2 separate regions of the Homo sapiens genome follow, and region 1 is linked to region 2. The links are chromatin contacts, found by Hi-C or POLR2A ChIA-PET in ENCODE. All regions are on one chromosome and are shown on one strand. Each heading gives the region's core, a stretch centred on a gene start or an enhancer-like site at or near the end of the contact. The rest is flanking DNA. Distances are from core to core; before and after follow the strand shown. Region 1 overlaps OGDH (oxoglutarate dehydrogenase). Region 2 holds the start of PPIA (peptidylprolyl isomerase A).

Region 1 (5,804 bases), core at 730-3,229, 120 kb before region 2:
TGTATGTGTGTGTGTGTGTATATATATATATATATATATATATATTTAAAATCAACTTTTAAAGAATAGCAATAGTAAAACAGTCCTGCTTACAGTGTTCCTTTTCCTGAAGTTGTAATTGTCAGAACTATGTGGGAAGTTTGCTTTTGTCTTCACCAAATCTGTTAAGGAGCCAGGTTGCAGTTATTCTGAATGGACAGAGATGTTTTCACTGAAAAGGAGGGGAGTCTGAGAGTCTCTGTAAGGAAAAAGTGTAGGTGAGCCTGAAGGAGAAATTGTAGAACTGAGACTTGTCAGGAGAGTCATGCTTGCTGTGATTAGAGGCGGGAGTTCACGGGCTGGTAGGAGACGGAGGAGGGCACAGACTGCAGGCAGGTGGGGTCCTGCTTCACCATTTCTGGTCATGTGACTGAGTGTTGGGGGTTGACTCGCCTGCCTGCTTGTGTAGAAATAGTCTCAACAGATTGTAACAATTTGCCCTTATTTAACTTCAAGATAGAATCTTGTCTGACAAATTTTATATTTCCTATTAATGATGACCTAAAAACCAAATAATCAGAAAAAAAATCAAATATTTGTAATGTCTTATGTATGGGTTCTGGGAAACATATAAAGAAGGCATCACCACTTTTCTCTCCAGAGCCTCCTGTTCTTTTTAGAAAAAAGGTCGTGTGTAAAGAAGCAAATAGCACATACACGGCATGATAGGAAACTGGAGTTAGCCGTGAAGAGCTTTGGAAGAGGTGTGCAGGGGTGTGGGCTAGAGTTGGACCAAGGATAGAAGGCACACCCCTTAGTAGCAGAGCAGGTAGTTGTCATTTTATTTGAGAAGTGGCAGGATTTAGGGAGGTGGGAAGGGAAGAATGTTTTCTGGAGATGAAAGGTAAGAGCAAAGATGTAGGGGGAATTGGGGACACAGAGCAGGGAGGGGCCGGCCTCCTAGTTGTGCCCTGGAAAGAAGTCAGGTCTATGTTAGAAGTGGAACCAATTGGCCAGGTGCGGTGGCTCACGCCTGTAATCCCAGCACTTTGGGAGGCTGAGGCGGGTGGATCACCTGAGGTCAGGAGTTCGAGACCATCCTGGCTAACACAGTGAAACCCCATCTCTACTAAAAATACAAAAAAAAAATTAGCCGGGCATGGTGGCACACGCCTGTAGTCTCAGCTACTCAGGAGGCTGAGGCAGGAGAATTGCTTGAACCTGGGAGGCGGAGGTTGCAGTGAGCTGAGATCACGCCACTGCACTCCAGCCTGGGTGACAGAGGGAGACTCCTTCTCAAAGGAAAAAAAAAAAAAAAAGAAGTGGAACCAATTATTACTTTACCAGGCTCTATAATTTTAAATACTGTAAATCTACTACTGTCATGCTTACAGTGTTAGAGGAAGGGAAACTGTCATCATAGGTAATGGAGCCTGGGCTGGGGAAGTGATTCCCGCATCGATCAATGCTCACTGTAAAGAACGAGTATGACCCACAGGGACGCAGAGGTCATTCCATGGCTTCAAGCTCATGGGCCAGGACAGTGCCACAGAAACTTCAACTAGATGCAAAGAGGCCTTAGCTCTGGGGAACCTGCAGCCCCCGCAGGCAGTAACAACACTGGGTGTCTGGGATGGCCTGGGCTAAGGTGAGATCGGCATGGGGAGATCAGCATTGTGATGACCAGTGCCTCTGGTATTTGCACCCTCCTTGGCTAGGACACTCGCCCAGGCATTTGGGCTGAGTAGTGGAATGAGATTACCGAAAACTTTGGGTGATTCCCACATTCATAGATTGTGGACAGAAATCCACTCTAGCAGTACTCACCTCATAATGCTGGAAATTTCCCAAAAAGGAATGAAATCATTAGAGTAAAAGCAATAGAGTATATTTTAAACTGCTACAGATGGTCACACTGATTGGTCCCTTCATGAGATGCCAGGACAGGAGAGGCTGGTTAGTCCCTGATTTGCTCATAAGTCTGCATGCAGCTGAGTCCGAACTGTCAGTCCCTTTGTTTTCCAGTCTACACAAACCTTGTTGTCACAAGTTTGCCCTTGCCCCAATGTGGATAGCTGCCAGGCCCTCTTTCTGAGCCTCCTCGTCACCTTGCCTCAAGCCCTCACATGTCCCCAGCAGGGTCAGTGTGGGGTCATTGCAGGCTCAGCCATCTGCCTGTTCTTCTTACTCCTCTTGACACCCATAGGACATGATTTGATTTCTATTAAATCCAGAAACTCAGGGAGCTGGAGTGTGTGTTATGTAACTCTCAGCATTTTTCGTGAAGAATTACATACTTTCTGTAAGTGCAGCTGAGGTCATCCCATAACCTCATGCATGATTGTGAAACAGACCTGATTTGGCTCAGTGCTAATATGGCCTTTGGGATCTTTGTTCATGAAAGCATTTCCTCAGTGCAGCAATGCAACCTGCTGCAAAGGGAGAACCCGCTCCTGCCAGAGGTATGGCTCAGGCTGCCAGACACAAGGAGATTCCCCATGTGTCCTGGCTGTGATTTCAGCAGACAGTTACCACAGTGCAGTATGGCATGGTAGTCGCAGTACAACATCACCAGGATGATCAAGAGCAAATACCATGACAAGAGGAAGACTGACTACAGGTGCCCTGTCAGCAGAAGACAGACTGGACAGAAAAGTATCTGCGGGAAGAAACAACACACTATCGGGATCAGGAAAGCATGAAATGTCAGTGACTCAAAACCAATGGCTTTTACACTCAGGCAGCCTGGGCATCGTAGCAAAGCTGCACACCTCCAAGGGGGCCCCGTAAGCAAACCAGATCCTTACGTCCACATGCTGCTATCCTAGTGAGCACCTGCCACATCCACCAAAAGGCAGGACACCTGCAGTTCTGTTTTTAAAAATTCTAGGTTTTGTCCCTGACACACAAATCATGGGTCTTAACCAAGGATGACTCAGCACAGCGCTGAGGACCAGGGTAATCACAAGAACTCAGGGAGGTGCAGGTCAGTAGGCCCGTAGGCTGAGGACACAGCAGGAGAGGGTGTGTTGTATATCACCTTGGCTAGCCACAGCGTCCAGGTTTTTTTTGCTAAACACCCATCTAGATGGCATTTTGTAAAGATAAGATTAACGTTTAAACCAGTAGATTTTGAGTAAAGTAGAAGACCTTGCACAATGTGAGTGGGTTTCATCCAGTCAGTTCAAGGCCTTCGAGAAAAAACTGAGGTTCCCAGAAAAGAAGGAATTCTGCCTCCAGACAGCCTTCACACTTAAGCTGCAACATCAGCTCTGCTGTGGGTCTCCAGCCTGCCAGCCCGCCCTGCAGACTTTGCACTTGCCAGCCTGATTCCTTAAAAACCCATCTTTCTCGGCCAGGCACGATGACTCATGCCTGTAATCCCAGCACTTTGGGAGGCTGAGGCAAGAGGAGTGCTTGAACCCAGGAGTTTGAGACCAGCATGACCAACATGGTGAAACCTCGTGTCTACAAAAAAATGCCAAAATTAGCCAGGCATGGTGGCATGTACTTGTATTCCCTGCTACTTGTGTGACTGAGGTGGGAAAATCACTTGAGCTTGGGAGGCAGAGGTTGCAGTGAGCTGAGATCGTGCCACTGCACTCCAGCCTGGGTGAAAGAGTGAGACCCTGCCTCAAAAAAAAAGAAAAAGAAGAAAAGAAAGAAAGAAAATCATTCTCTCTCTCCCTCTTCCTCTTCACCCTCTCAGTTCTGTCTCTCTGGAGAGCTCTGACTAATACAAGGGTTTTAAAGAGGTATAGGCTGTGTATCCAAGGAGTAGAGGTGGTGGGCTTACATGATTGTGGCATTGGGGACACTGAGCAAATGAGTAAACATATCAAAGGCAGTGAGGATGGAGTGTCTTGCAGTTGTAGGAGATATTTATAGGTGTGGAAGGAGGTGGCCTAGAAAGTGTTGGATTAAAATTTGGAGGTATCAATACAAACTCATAGTTTTATTGCATACACACACACACACACACACACACACACACACACAGAAATAGCCATGTATATGTGCGCCTGCATATGCACACATGTATTTTTTAGATGTATGCGGAATGGGCCTAGAAATGATGATATCCTGGCAGTGATGAGCACACAAATACTGGTCTTAAATCCCATCCTCTACTGGAGGAAGCTGGCTTCTTAGAGAAACAGCTGATATTGTCCAGGGCTGGACAGGGACAGTACAACATGGAAGCTACAATGTTCTGTTGGTCAGGAAGCAAGGAGGTGCTCATGAATGAAAGAGACCTGTCCCTGTTCACAGGAAAGGGAGGCAGCTGGACAGAGCTGCTCTCCCTATCAACCTGGAACAGTGTGAGCATTAAAATAACTAACAATATTAATGCAACCTGTCGAATAAAATAGGAACCATGAGTACATACTAACACGAGTAAATAAACAAGGGAGAAGGGAAAGCTCTTCCTTGCAGAGAATGCCAACTAATAAATTTAGGAGTAATCGAAACTGGTGTTTGCCATCCATCAACCACCCAAGGGGCTGGTTCAGACGCAGTTGTCAATACTGCTGAGGCTGGGGTGGAGGTTTGAGGAGGAACAGGATGTAAAGTTTCTTCTCACAAAATACTACCACTATACTCATTGCCAAGGAAAACAATGGTGAGTGAAAGGGAGGATAGCAGACAGCAGCCTCCCAGGTGAGCAGAGTTAACCTGACCTGATGCAGTATGTCCTTCCCAAGTGGGGACCCAAGGTCTGTCAAGGGTGCAAAGACAAGAAGGATGAGGAGCTGCTCCTGGTTGGAGGAGCCAAAGAGACCTGGCAAGTGATGCTGCCCTCCCATGTGGGGTCTGGGGCCAATGGCTAAGCTAGTGCTGCCCTCCCGGAACAGAGGGTCCGGGTAGTCATGTTGGAGAGTGTCCTAGCAATGCATCAGGTCTACAGCTCTTTCAGTGCTGAGAACAGATGATGATGGCAGGGTGTGTTGGTGTTGAGCAGATATACCAAGGTGCTAGCATGTTGGGGATTTGGGGCCCTGTGGACTTTCCTGCTACTTTCTATGTTTGAAATTATCTCAAAACGTTATTTTTTGAAAAACAAATGATGCATTTCCTCTGTTTACCTTGTGGACTTGGCAATCAGAACATTCTGGATTTGGGGTCTCCTTTGGTGTTTACAGGTCATGTCCATCCTGTTGCATGGGGATGCTGCATTTGCTGGCCAGGGCATTGTGTACGAGACCTTCCACCTCAGCGACCTGCCATCCTACACAACTCATGGCACCGTGCACGTGGTCGTCAACAACCAGGTACCTCACACCAGCCTGCGGCTTTGCTGCTCACATCAGTCTTACTTAGAATGACATCTCTGAGTCATTTAGGACGTTCACTGTTTTCTGATTATAAAAATACATCTGTTATTAAAAACCAGGTGCAGTGGCTCACGCCTGTAATCGTAGCACTTTGGGAAGCCAAGGCAGGAGGATTGCTTCAGCCCATGAGTTTGAGACCAGTCTGGGCAATATAGTGAGACCCCCTTTCTCTGCAAAAAAATTGAAAAATTAGCACTGGGTGGCCGGGTGCAGTGGCTCAGTCCTGTAATCCCAGCACTTTGGGAGGCCGAGGCAGGTGGATCACCTGAGGTCAGGAGTTCAAGCCTGGCCAATGTGGTGAAACCCCGTCTCTGCTAAAAATACAAAATTAGCCATGGGATCACATGCCTGTGATCCCAGCTGCTTGGAAGGCTGAGGCAGGAGAATTGCTTGAACCCGAGAGGTGAAGGTTACAGTGAGCCAAGATTGCGCCATTGCATTCCAGCCTGGACAACAAGAGCGAAACTCCATTTCAAAAAAAAAAAAGAA
Region 2 (5,980 bases), core at 1,978-4,477:
CACTGCAACCTCCGTCTCCCAAGCTTAAGTGATTCTCCTGCCTCAGCTTCCTGAGTAGCTGGGATTACAGATGCGCACCACCATGCCCGGCTAACTTTTGTATTTTTAGTAGAGACGGGGTTTCACCATATTTGTCAGGCTGGTCTTGAACTCCTGACCTCATGATCCACTCACCTCAGTCTCCCAAAGTGCTGGGATTACAGGCGTGAGCCACTGTGCCCAGCCCTAATTTTTGTACTTTTTAGTAGAGATGGGTTTTCCCTGTGTTGGCCAGGCTAGTCTTGAACTCCTGGCCTCAAGTGACCCACTTACCTCGGCCTCCCGAAGTGCTGCAATTACAGTGTGAGCCACCATGCCCAGCCCTGCCCAGTTAATTTTTGTATTTTTAGTAGAGATAGGGTTTCACTATGTTGTCCAAGCTGGTCTTGAACTCCTGACCTCAAATTATCCACCCGCCTCTGCCTCCCAAAGTGCTAGGATTACAGGCATGAGCCACCTCACCCGGCCTCATTCATTTACTTCTTTGGAGGAGTTCCTAACTGCTCTACGTTTTAGGATGGAGAGAGAAATGGTAAGAATTTATGCCTGAAGGCCTTGGGCATTTTTTTTCAGTGTCAGATGAGGACAAGTGGCTTTCTTAAGATCACAAAGCAAGAAGTGATGTGGAGTGGGGGGGAAAAAAGCAGTTTCCAGTTTGGCTTTGCTAACACTCATAAGCGATTACTCTGAACAAGAAGCCAGAGCTTTACTTTACGCATCTGTAAAATGGGGATAATGGGATGGTGATGAGAACAAAACAACATAGTCTAAATTTCCAACACAGGCTGAGCATGGCGGTTCACCTGTAATGCTAGAACTTTGGGAGGCCAAGGTGGGAGAATCCTTTAAGCCCTGGAGTTTGAGACCAGCCCTGATAACACAGCCAGAACCAGTTTCTGTTAAAAAAATTTAAATTAGCTGGCACAGTGGCTTGTGCCTTTAGTCCCAGACATTTGGGAGGTTGAGGAGGGAGGAATGCTTCAGTCCAAGAGTTCGAGGTTACAGTGAGCTAGGATTGCACCACTGCACTCCAGACTAACCAACAGAGTGAGACCCTATCTCAAATAAATAAATTCCTAACACGTTGGCTCATGGTTATTAACAATGGCAAGAGGCCAGAAACTGTACTTCATCTATCAGATGAATTATCATTTTTGTCTCACCACAACCCTATCCTGGTTGTGCAGATGAAGAAACTGAGTTTTAGAAACATTAAACAACGTCCAGGTGCAGCAGCTCACGCCTATAATCCCAGCACTTTTGGGAGGCTGAGGCGGGTGGATCGCTTGAGTCCAGGAGTTTGAGACCAGCCTGGGCGATGTGGCGAAACCCCATCTTTACAAAACACACACACACAAAATGAGCTGGGTGTGGGTGCATGCCTGTAGTCCCAGCTACTTGGGAGGCTAAGGTGGGACGCTTGCTCGAGCACGGGAAGGGGAGGTTGCAGTGAGCCGATAACACACCACTGCACTTCCAGCCTAGGTGAGAGTGAGACCTTGTCTCAAAAAAACAAAAAGAAACATTAAATAATATCCTTAATATTGCAACTTAAGTGACAGCCCAGGATATATGAATTCCCTTGTAAGGTTTTCTTAACAAAACACCAGTCACATAAGTGCATTTTATTTTATATTTTTGTTTATTTATTTGAGACGGAGTCTCTGTCTCTCAGGCTGGAGTGCAGTGGCGCCATCTCTGCTCGCTGCAACCTCCACCTCCTGGGTTCCAGCGATTCTCCTGCCTCAGCCTCCCGAGGGGGTAGCTGGGACTACAGGTGCGCACCACCATGCCCAGCTAATTTTGTATTTTTCGTAGAGATGGGGTTTCACCATGTTGTCCAGGCTGGTCTTGAACTCCTGACCTCAGGTGATCCTCCCGCCTCGGCCTCCCAAAGTGCTGGAATTACAGGCGTGATCCACCGCACCCGGCCTATTTTTTGAGAGAGGGTCACACTCTGTCGTCCCGGCTGGAATGCAGTGATGCGATCACCGCCCACTACAGCCTCGACCTCCGGGCTCAAGCAATCCTCCCCGCCCAGCCTCCTGAGTAGCGAGCGCCTCGACGCCCAGCTAATTTTTATTTTTATTTATTTTTTTGTAGAGACGGCGTCTCTCTAAGATGCCCAGGCTGGTGGCCGGTGTCGAACTCCTAAGATGAAGCGATCCTCCCCGGCCTTGGCCTCCGCGCCTCCTAAAGCGCCAGGTATGAGCCACCGCGCCTGGCCTACAAGTGCATTTTAATTAAAGTATTATTAATGTCTTTGCCTGAAGAAATTCGCTTTTAAATTGTGACTTATCTTTCACCCAAAAATCAAAGCACAATTCAGCCCCGAGGCGGGGGCGGTAGGAGCTGGGCGGGGCGGGGGCAGGGAAAGACCAGGAGCAGAGATTCAAAAAGAGTAAGAGGGCAAAATGTGCATAATGCATCTTCACAGGTAAGAGCCTGGCCAGGCTCCTGTTTTAATGGCTTCCTCCTGAAGAAGATTCAAGCAGAGTGTAAGATATTTTCGGAAAGTAGAGCATTTTGAAAGCATTTCATAATCTCTCAAAACCGGAGACTGCTCCTGTCCCACCTCGTTAGAGAAAACAGCGATGCTCAAAGGCAACCTCCTTCCTGACATTGCCTGGTAGGACGCGACGTGGTGTTTGCCCGCGCGGAATGCGGACGCAAGGCTGCTCCTAGGTCTCGGGGACGCGCCATCCCCATTTCCGCTCGCGGAGGCGTAGGGTCCGGGCGCGGGACCCCAGTCGACCTTGACTGGCGGCGCGACCTTGAGGCCTGCGTTCGCCTCAGTTGCCCCCTCTGTGCAATGGGGAGACGCGCCTCATCGCTTGACAACGGCCGAAGAGCCGCCGCGCTTCCGTCTCCCGCGTGCGCGCGCCATGCTGCCCACCCCCGTTCCGCACTGACCCTCCCCCGTGCCCCGCGTCCCGTACTGCCGCCCCGCCCCGAGTCCCATGCCGCAGCCACCGCGACGGAGCCCGCAGGCGGGAACCTGCCTCCGCGCGTTAGCGCGCACGCGCGCCTCATGTGTCGTCCCCATCAGCGCCGGCTTCCGTCTATAGGCCAGATGCACTGTCACTCTGGCGAAGTCGCAGACCCGATTGGCCGGGACGGAGGCGCGAGACCGGGTTGCGGGCGGGGCCGAACGTGGTATAAAAGGGGCGGGAGGCCAGGCTCGTGCCGTTTTGCAGACGCCACCGCCGAGGAAAACCGTGTACTATTAGCCATGGTCAACCCCACCGTGTTCTTCGACATTGCCGTCGACGGCGAGCCCTTGGGCCGCGTCTCCTTTGAGGTCGGGCGGGCGGCGGCGTGCGGGAATGGGGCCCAGAAAGTGGGCCGGGGTCGGGGTGGGTGGTAGCGCCCCAAAGGCCCGGGCGCGGGGCGACCCTGCTTGAGGGGCGAGCGCGGGCGGGCTGCGGCGCCATTTCCTGACGAGGGGCCATTTTGGGAGGTCCGCGAGTCGCGGGGAGGAGGCCGGGACGGCGGCGGACAAAGGCAGGCGGGGCGGCTGCGAGGCCGTTGGGGGAGGGGGCCCGCGTCCGCCCGCCCGCCTCATGTGGCCGCGCCCTGTCCTGTCCGACGCACGTGCTCGGCGGCCGCGCTCAGGTCCGCGCCTTGAGAGTCGTTGGGCTCCGCCCTAGCTTGGCCTGGGCGCCGCAGACCGGAGCCAGAAGCACGCTCGCGGGGGCTTGCGACCGCCTTCCTGGGAAGCTGTCCCCTGGCAGGCATGGGTGCTTTACATCCTGAGCTGGGAAGCTGTTTGCTTGAGGGTTTTTCTCAAGGATCGAGGCGCGGTGTGAGCCCGTCCATGCTCGGTCCTGTAGATCCCGGGAGGCCATGTTATAAAAGGAGACTTGCTGGGATGTGACGGGTTGCCACTTGAAATATCTTCCATTTGGATAAAGTAGGAATATTTATACATGTGCCCCAAACGTCCCTCCGTGTCCCCCACCCCCAAGCGGAAATGTGAAAATGGGCCTTGCCTTTGCTGGTGCCCAAGGACCGCCTTCCACTGCAGTGACGGCGCTGGCGGGGGAGGCGCTCTTGAGCCCCTCCCGATTGTCCCTCTGCCTAGCAAGCAAGTTGCGACTGGCCACAAGGCAGGCCTCTTCCGACCAAGGTGGATTACCAGTGATTACCTAATTAGTTTTGAGAGCGTTAAATGAGTTCTTAAAGATCAGTTGTAATTATAGCATAGTATCTAAACTTGGCGCGTGTCTTCAAAGTTAAATATTGAGTACGATTCCGTTCCAGTTAACATGGATAGACCTTAGGGAGTAGCGAAATAGGATGTTAGTGGTTTTATTCCTTTAAATCACATCTCAAAAGGCCACCAATGGCTAGTTTGGGATCTTATTCCGAAAATAGATTGATCCTCATGCAGTCTTCGTGAGGACAGAGCGATTTCCTTGTTGCCTACCCTGTCCATAGTGCCTGGCACATAGGCACTGAAACACTGCATGTTAATCCACACCCCACCCCACCTATGAGTGTAGTCAAAGCTGGTAAGTGACAAGGGCTTTCGTGGAAACTTGGCCTGACCTAATGTTGGGCATCAGGTTACCCAAAGAGCTTCAGGGAAATGAGAAAGGACTTGCAGGTCTTGATGAGAATGGAGGGGTAACTGCCAATGAGGGCTTTGGCTTTAGCGAAAGTCTGAAAGGGAAGCCATAGGAACTTAAACGTACCGACTATAAAGCTCTGAGAAAAGCTGATGTTTTAGAAAGACCATACATTCTAGGTACAAATACCTAAAAACTAAAAAATAAGTACGTTGGCCAGGCGGGCGGATCACGAAGTCAGGAGATTGAGACCGTCCTGGCCAACATGGTGAAACCCCACCTCTATTAAAAATACAAAAATTAGCTGGGCGTGGTGGCGCTTGCCTGTAATCTCAGCTACTCTAGAGGCTGAGGCAGGAGAATCGCTTGAACCCCGGAGGCGGAGGCTGCAGTGAGCCGAGATCGTGCCACTGCACTCCAGCCTGGTGACAGTGAGACTCTTGTCTCAAAAAAAAAAAAGTACATTGCTATAAGAGAAGTGCACACGGATACTAGTAGTTAATTCAGTCACATCTGTGAAATAGCTTATAAAATGCTACTTTTAAACAAGCTGTTTTTATGAAAGGGCTTGTAAATGTTTATGGTATTTAAGCTACCTCTCTAGCCATAACGTATTATACATTCAAGAAAGGTTCAAAACCAGATATACTAGAAACCAATCTTTATTTTTTACCCCACTACTAGGTAAGGGGCCTGGATACCAAGAAGTGACTGCTCATCTAATCCATAAAGCTATGTTAACAGATTGGAGGTAGTAGCATTTTCATTACAAGTGACTAAAAGAACAGCTGTTTACCCCTGATCGTGCAGCAGTGCTTGCTGTTCCTTAGAATTTTGCCTTGTAAGTTCTAGCTCAAGTTGGGGGGTGGTGATAGACATTTAAGAAGCCATATATCTTTTCAGAAGTAGGTGTGATGTACTAAAAGTTTGAGACACTTTCTAGAAGTCTCACTATTTAAGTTATGACTAGTATTGGATTTTTGGCATGTCTTTGGGTTTCATGTTTCTTAACCCAACTGCCTGCAGGGCCTTATGGCTGTCAGGAGCAGTTCTTGGGAATTAAAGTAATTACTGAAGAAGTATTCTAGTGAGAAAATGAATTTATGACTCAGAAGCCCCTAAAGACATGGGTACTAAGCAACAAAATAAGCAGATGTTAATTAACTGTAATTTTCTCTTACAGCTGTTTGCAGACAAGGTCCCAAAGACAGCAGGTTGGTCCATTTTCTAAGTTTAACAAAGATGTTCCAATTGTGACAGTTTGTGTGTGTGTGTGTATATATATATTTTTATGTATGTATATATGTGTTTAATTTTTTTTTAAACAGAAAATTTTCGTGCTCTGAGCACTGGAGAGAAAGGATTTGGTT

Evidence for each region. A loop is a pair of places that touch in the nucleus more often than their neighbours do. ChIA-PET counts read pairs that join two places held with the same protein, here RNA polymerase II (POLR2A). Pooled maps may share reads with other maps.
Region 1: a loop to region 2 is called in a map of mammary epithelial cell, with 2.5 times the contacts of the local background. The contact joins the enhancer-like site here to the promoter of PPIA in region 2. A Hi-C loop is called at or near these places in 2 of 168 maps with a recorded cell type or tissue (PC-9 and mammary epithelial cell) and 1 of 50 pooled maps. POLR2A ChIA-PET finds 5 or more read pairs at or near these places in 11 of 52 experiments (B cell, BJ, CD4-positive, alpha-beta T cell and 7 more).

What each region holds. Positions count from the first base shown.
Region 1 is chr7:44,676,597-44,682,400 of GRCh38, forward strand. OGDH (oxoglutarate dehydrogenase) reads left to right here. Exons shown (of 23, transcript NM_002541.4): 10 at 5,124-5,252. Among named protein-coding and RNA genes, the nearest start is that of ZMIZ2, 69 kb to the right of the region's middle. RefSeq lists a silencer at 1,550-1,763. Within about 2 kb of position 1,980, at least 12 of the 41 ENCODE cell types and tissues checked have a DNase peak (open chromatin) inside an H3K27ac peak, as active enhancers do; they include mammary epithelial cell, where a contact is called at or near this core.
Region 2 is chr7:44,793,454-44,799,433 of GRCh38, forward strand. It overlaps PPIA (peptidylprolyl isomerase A), which reads left to right and starts at 3,228. Exons shown (of 5, transcript NM_021130.5): 1 at 3,228-3,340; 2 at 5,794-5,824; 3 at 5,939-5,980. The coding sequence starts at 3,272. LOC105375259 (a long non-coding RNA gene) reads right to left here and starts at 3,077. Exons shown (of 2, transcript XR_007060300.1): 1 at 2,615-3,077; 2 at 1,663-1,971. RefSeq lists silencers at 2,769-2,968, 3,059-3,328, 3,349-3,698.